Linked DNA regions of Mus musculus: region 2 is linked to region 1. The links are chromatin loops, found by intact Hi-C in ENCODE. Cell type or tissue: heart. All regions are shown on one strand. Links, peaks and the distances in the headings refer to the core of each region. The heading gives the core; the rest is flanking DNA. Region 1 holds the start of Fam20a (family with sequence similarity 20, member A). Region 2 overlaps 1700012B07Rik (RIKEN cDNA 1700012B07 gene).

Region 1 (2,910 bases), core at 308-2,807:
TGGAGATCCTTAACCAATGAAATTAGCATACATAGGCGCTTTGTTGCCCAGGCAGGCAACAGCTGGGGGGAAACAGTCTTTTCCTGAACATTCTCCAGGGTGGGGCCACCTCTCCAGGCAGACTCGCATTTACTATGCTCCCAAATTATAAAACAGAGAAAGCCAAGGTTTCAGGGCTGCCCTCCCCTGATCCTCAGAAGGAAGGAACACGGGGTGGAGAAGTGTAAATGACCTCACAGGATATCAGGAGAAAGCCTAAGTAAGCGGGTCCTCCAGTGATTCATTTGGGTGGACTACTTTCACACCAAGCTACATTCAAGAGTTCGGAGTGGGGTCATTTGGGGCCCCTCCCTCCCTGCCATTTCCTCTTTTCAAAGTACTGGAAGATTTGGAGTCAAACTCCATCCAAACAGGAAATCACCCAGGTTCTAGGTTAAGGGGAGTGGGAGGGGCTCTTATTTTTTAAAGGGCAAGCTATTTTTGTGCACCACGTGAGTATCTTCAGAGCAAGTGCCTACTATGTGCTGGTTGCTATGAATCCAGTTTATGCCCTGCAGCGAGTATGCTGAGAAATGAAATCCAAACCCCCAGACACACATCTGGCAAAGCTTACAGAAGAAAGGCTTTTAAGGGTTTGCATTGTCCCCCCCCAAAAAAAAAAACCCTAAAAATGGAAATGAAAGGCTCAAGTCCACCTCTCTTGGGCTCACCAGGATGTGTATGAAGAGCCCTGAGCAAGGAAAGTGGGGACAAAGAGGAGGAGCCGGAGGAGAGGATTGATGACAAGGTGGAAGGGCAGAGCCGGCAGCAAAGGGATTGGGAGTTTGGCTGGCAAGCTATGCCAGAGGCAGGTGCCAGCTAAGAGTGGGCGGAGGTGCGGGCGCCAGGCCAATCCAGGCAGCGGGGAGGCTCCGCGTTACCTCTGCCTCTAGGAGTCTAGGCGCAAAGACAAGCTCGCCCTGAGTCGCCCCTGCTTTGTCAACTCTGCGTTCCCTCCGCTCCTGCCAGCCCGGGGCACAGGAGTCCCTGCCGCCTGCAGGAGGAGCCGCTGGATCTGTCTCAGCAGCTGCGGAGAGACAGCATCCTTGGAAGAGACGCCCCGGGCTACGCAGTCTCTCCAGCCTCCTCCTAGGGGGCGAGAGCTCCTTTGCGCTCCCTCCAGTGATCGCCCTCTACACGGCCACCAGAGCCAGCACTCCTCCACGGGACCTCCCCACCTGAGCGGTCCCTGGCAGAGGGGGTCACAGGGCAAAGAGACTCAAATAACAACCGGGTAGCCAGGGAACCCCAACCCTGCCTCTCTACTGGGCAAGAAAAGACGACGCTGTCAACACTGTGAGCTTCCTGCACGCGGTCCCCAAGTTCAGGGAAGACACCCTTCCAGGAAGAGCTAATCCCCTGTGTGAGCATTCCAGCCTCCTCCGGACTCCAGGAGCTTCTTCCGTCTGCACCCCAAGTGTTTCCCGGGTGTCCGCTTGGGCCATGCCCGGGCTGCGCAGGGACCGCCTGCTGGCCCTGCTGCTCCTGGGCGCGCTCTTCTCCGCCGACCTCTACTTCCACCTCTGGCCGCAAGTGCAGCGCCAGCTCCGGCCGGGCGAGCGCCCCGCCGCCTGCCCGTGCTCTGGCCGCGCCCCCTCCGCGTCTCTACACTCAGCCGCAGCCTCCCGAGACCTTGGCACAGCCTCGCACAACTTTTCAGGAGCTTTGCCCCGGGTTGAGCATCCCAGCCGCGGCCACCCTGCCCCGCGCTCTAAGCTGCAGGCCCTCTTCGCCCACTCGCTCTACCAAGTCCTGGAGGATCCGCCTCTCCTGGGACCCGAAGACTGGCTCCTGGCCAGCCAGGAGGCGCTGCGGTATTACCGGAGGAAGGTGGCCCGCTGGAACAGGTGAGAACCCTTCCGAGGAACCCCAGCACCGGACTCCCTAGCATGACCCTCCAGGTCCTGGCTACCCATGTCCACTCCCACCCTGGGCTGTGGGAACTTCACTCTGCCGTCACAGCCTGGCACTAGGCTTCGATCCCCATCTGGACGCCCACCAGCTGTAGCAGGCCTTAGATTTCTGAGCAACAGCAAAGAAATGCTCCCAGCCACTCCCCTCGAGTTCCTGGGTTCTCTAGCCAGTCAGTTTCCTGGTCCCAATGCTTTCTCGGGCCTCTTTCGCGCTGTCCTGCTGTGGACAGCTGCTCTGGGCCTGCTGTTTTCCAGAATGAACTTTGCAAACAGAGAGCAGGGCTGGCGACACTCAGCTCTGCTCTTTGGTCAGATCTGACTGTCATATCCCAAAGACCCAGTTTCCCCCCCCCCCCCCCCCCCCGTCCCTGTCCCTCTGCTCAGGGTTGGAGACCAAAGAGGTCAGCTGGAGCAAACTCTGATACGGCCAATCCCTGTTGCTCATTAAACAGGGCCTGTCGGGTGTTTAGGCAATGTTCCAAACTGAAGGCAATTTATCATCTTTTATTATTGTGATGATTTGGGCTGAGGCTACTGGAGAGAAAGGGGTTCGGGGTTCGGGGTTCGGGGGCTGGAGGCCTAGGAATTTTGTAATCTGAAAGCAAAAATTGGAGTTAAATATTAAAGTATTTAGGATAAATCTAAGAGTGTTTTCACAAGGGCATGTTGGATAACGTATCTAGGATAAATTTGTTTTAACAAGAGTGTGTTGGCGATGTTGAGGTAGAGGCTGTTGGGAGGTCCCCCAGCCTAGAGCAGAAAGCCTTCATATGAATTAAGGGCTCTTTCAAAGTCTAGAGCTTGTTGGTCACTTGAATCCAGGGTTCCGTGTTCCTGACACACCCATCTGTTAATACAGAGATTTCAGAGTGAGGTGTCAGGGGTGGTTTTGGAGTCTCTCTGGAAGATGAGAAAGCCATAAATCTCAGTTGAAACTCTGTTGCTAGCCCAATTTAAC
Region 2 (2,910 bases), core at 86-2,585, 71 kb before region 1:
GAGGAATATACTTCTGTTGCTTTCACTCACTGCCAGCTCACAGAAAAGGAGGGGGTAAAGTGCTGAGACTTGTCCTCCCATCTGCCACCATAAGTAGTCTCTCCTATCATATGGGACAGTGACGTGTGGGAGGAGTTCAGGGGATGGCTACAGCTGTGATGTTCAGAAATGAGGCAATTCCACAGGAAGAGCTATACTGGAAAGGAGAAGCAGTTGGTATACTTGCGGTCTGAAAATCTGAGTGTGCCTCAGCATTACTTGGACAGACTGTGTAAAAATGTAGACTCCTGGGGCTATGACAATGACTTAATGGGCTGTTCAAGCAATACGGGCCTGAGTTCAAATCCCCAAACATCTACATAAAAAAGCTGGACGTGGCTCCGTGCATACCTGCAATTGTAGCTCTATGGGTGACAAGGGGCAGACCTTGGAGGATCCCTGGGGCTTAGTGGATGTCGTCTAACTATGGGTTCAGTGAGAGACCTTGGCTCAAGAGAATAATACAAGGAATGATAGATCAGGACATCCACCACCCTCTTCTGGCTTCCATGTACCCATGAATGTGCACATATGTGCACACACACACACACACACACACACACACACACACAGTGTGGATCCCAAGCTTTTGTGATTCCAATTATGTGGTGGGTTTTTTGGCAGGCGGGAGCTTGGAATTGCCTTCCTGAATTATTCTGTATACTGCCTTTGTGCCTTATTACCCAGTCAACCACGTCCCAGCCTTGCTTCTGCGATGGCACCCACAGAAAATTACCCACTAGGAGGGTAACTAACAGGGTTAAACAACTAGAACCCTGAGCACAGAAGAGACAGCATGCCAACTGCAGCTAGTCACAGCCCTCCAACGTGTGCTGGATCCTGCTTGTAACACATCTGTACTAATGCTTACTGAACATCAGGATCAGCCAGGAAATCAGATATATTAATAATGTCTAAGCCTTCCTCGGAACAGTTAGATGAGAGGCTTGGGGTTGGATCCCAGACATCACATCTGCAGGTCTTCAAGCTCCGCACATGAAGTCACCAGCGCATCCTTAGCTTGCCAAGAGTGACTTTGACATTTGTCCCTGCAGTTTCCAACTTTTAGCACATGGAATCTTGAGTCTCAGAAGACTCCGAGGTCCTCATTCTAAAAGCGAATATCTCAGCTCCTTTGGACCGGAGCAAACCAGATGGTTTGTCGTATTAACCACATTCCCATGTGAAGTTGAATTTGAAAATTACCACTCTCTGACCTTTCTAGAAACTAGCCACATTTCATCTTCTGTCCACTGACCAATATTCTTCAGACACTGTGCTTCTGTCCAGGCCCAAACACGAGAACGGGATCCAAACCCCACCCCCAAGAAGCCTCTGTTCTTCCCGGAACCCCAGGAACAAACGCCGTGAACCAAAGTCATGCAGTCATGATACGTGGTTAATGAGAAGATGCATAAACTGATTACACAGAAGGAGCTAAGAGCCATTTATATCAGCATGTGGTGTTGCTGCAGAACAAACCCCTACAAATGGATGCCTCCTCTATGGGAAGAGACTATCTCCCATGTGCTAAGTTATTAACTCATGTCATGTTGCAGTAGTGACTTTTCTGTTAATGTGATAAAACAAGAAATGATGGCAGGCAGGAAGGGTTTATTCAGGCTTATGACTCCAGAGGGATGGAGTCCATGATGGTGGGGATCCTGCAGCATATGACAACAGGAAACCAGCTGGTGATGTATTTCTATGCACAGGAAGCAGAAGGGCAGAACAGGAAGTGGAGGGAGGCCACTTCCCCCCTCCCCCAGTACTTCCTCCAGCAAAGCTCTCCAAACAGCATCACTGGGGGGGGGGGGAGTTCTCATTCAAACTACCACCCAGGTTGTGCACTGAAGACTCTGCTAACACTTAATTCTCACGCACTCTGTCCAATTGTCACGTATCATGCACACTCTGTACACAGGGCCTAAAGCTAGAAAAACACCGCTGCTTGTCTTCATCTGTTAGCATTCCATAGGGAAGCCAGGGGTTGAGCCTGGGAAGGTGTAGCCAGGCACAGCTCCCTTTGGAGATATCAACAGGTATTCTCCACCTCCATGCCCCTTCTCACCACAAGTCTTCCCTGCTTCACAGGAGATGCGAAGGCTGGTGCTGCCCAGAGACTTGCCCATGAGTTCTCACAGGCGGAGAATAAACCCTTCATCCCTCGGTGACATGAACCTCCAGGATTCACCCCTGTCTCCAGAGCTGACATTGGGAAACGATGATGGCCATCATGAGAAGGACAAGCCAGTGAGCCACATTAAAAAGCCTTTATTCCCCCCAATAGTTAAAACAATGAAATATAACGACATGAAATGAAATTGCAAAACTTGTATGGTGGTCCCTCACTGCAAGATCTGACGTAAAAACTGAAAACGTCCAGGGATCCGAGACCGTTGAGCCAGCCTCACATATGACCACATTTATATGATCTAAGAAATGACCATATTATGCTCTGGCATGGGCTGAACCATTAGGAAGTGTAAGAGGCACAACCAGACACGTTCCTCAGAAGCCTGAAAAATTATTAGGATAAGGCTGCCACTCTGCACCAGAAGTCCAACATTGCTCACTCGCTACTCCTGGGATATTATATGAGCATCTTGGGTTTAGTTCCTCACAATGCGGCTGATCAGAGTGGGGGTTGGGGTGGGAGAGAGAGACAGATTGAGAGAAGAGAGGAGAAAGGAGAGAAAAAGAGGAGAGAGAGAGAGAGAGAGAGAGAGAGAGAGAGAGAGAGAGAGAGAGAGAGAGAGACTCCCAGCTCAAAGAAAATTCCTCCTTTGCTGGAATGGGGTGGCTCATCTCTAACTATAAAGGAAGCTAATAAAACTCATACTGGGAATGTCCTGGGAGACAGATGTAAAA

Evidence for each region. A loop is a pair of places that touch in the nucleus more often than their neighbours do. Peaks named below come from ENCODE experiments on the same cell type or tissue, not always from the same donor. Only the 100,000 strongest peaks of a DNase experiment are listed, where the experiment ranks them.
Region 2: a loop joins it to region 1, with 1.9 times the contacts of the local background. A loop is called at or near these places in 3 of 42 quality-filtered maps.

What each region holds. Positions count from the first base shown.
Region 1 is chr11:109,720,288-109,723,197 of GRCm38, reverse strand. Fam20a (family with sequence similarity 20, member A) reads left to right here and starts at 960. Exons shown (of 11, transcript NM_153782.2): 1 at 960-1,886. The coding sequence starts at 1,483. In heart, for the core only: CTCF peaks have their summits at 1,027 and 1,588; DNase peaks (open chromatin) are centred at 1,227 and 1,957; H3K4me3 peaks cover 1,687 bases; H3K27ac peaks cover 1,256 bases.
Region 2 is chr11:109,791,018-109,793,927 of GRCm38, reverse strand. It overlaps 1700012B07Rik (RIKEN cDNA 1700012B07 gene), which reads left to right. Exons shown (of 5, transcript NM_027038.1): 5 at 2,134-2,367. The coding sequence ends at 2,361. Among named protein-coding and RNA genes, the nearest start is that of Gm11683, 4.7 kb to the left of the region's middle. In heart, for the core only: no CTCF peak of the experiment used is centred there; no DNase peak of the experiment used is centred there.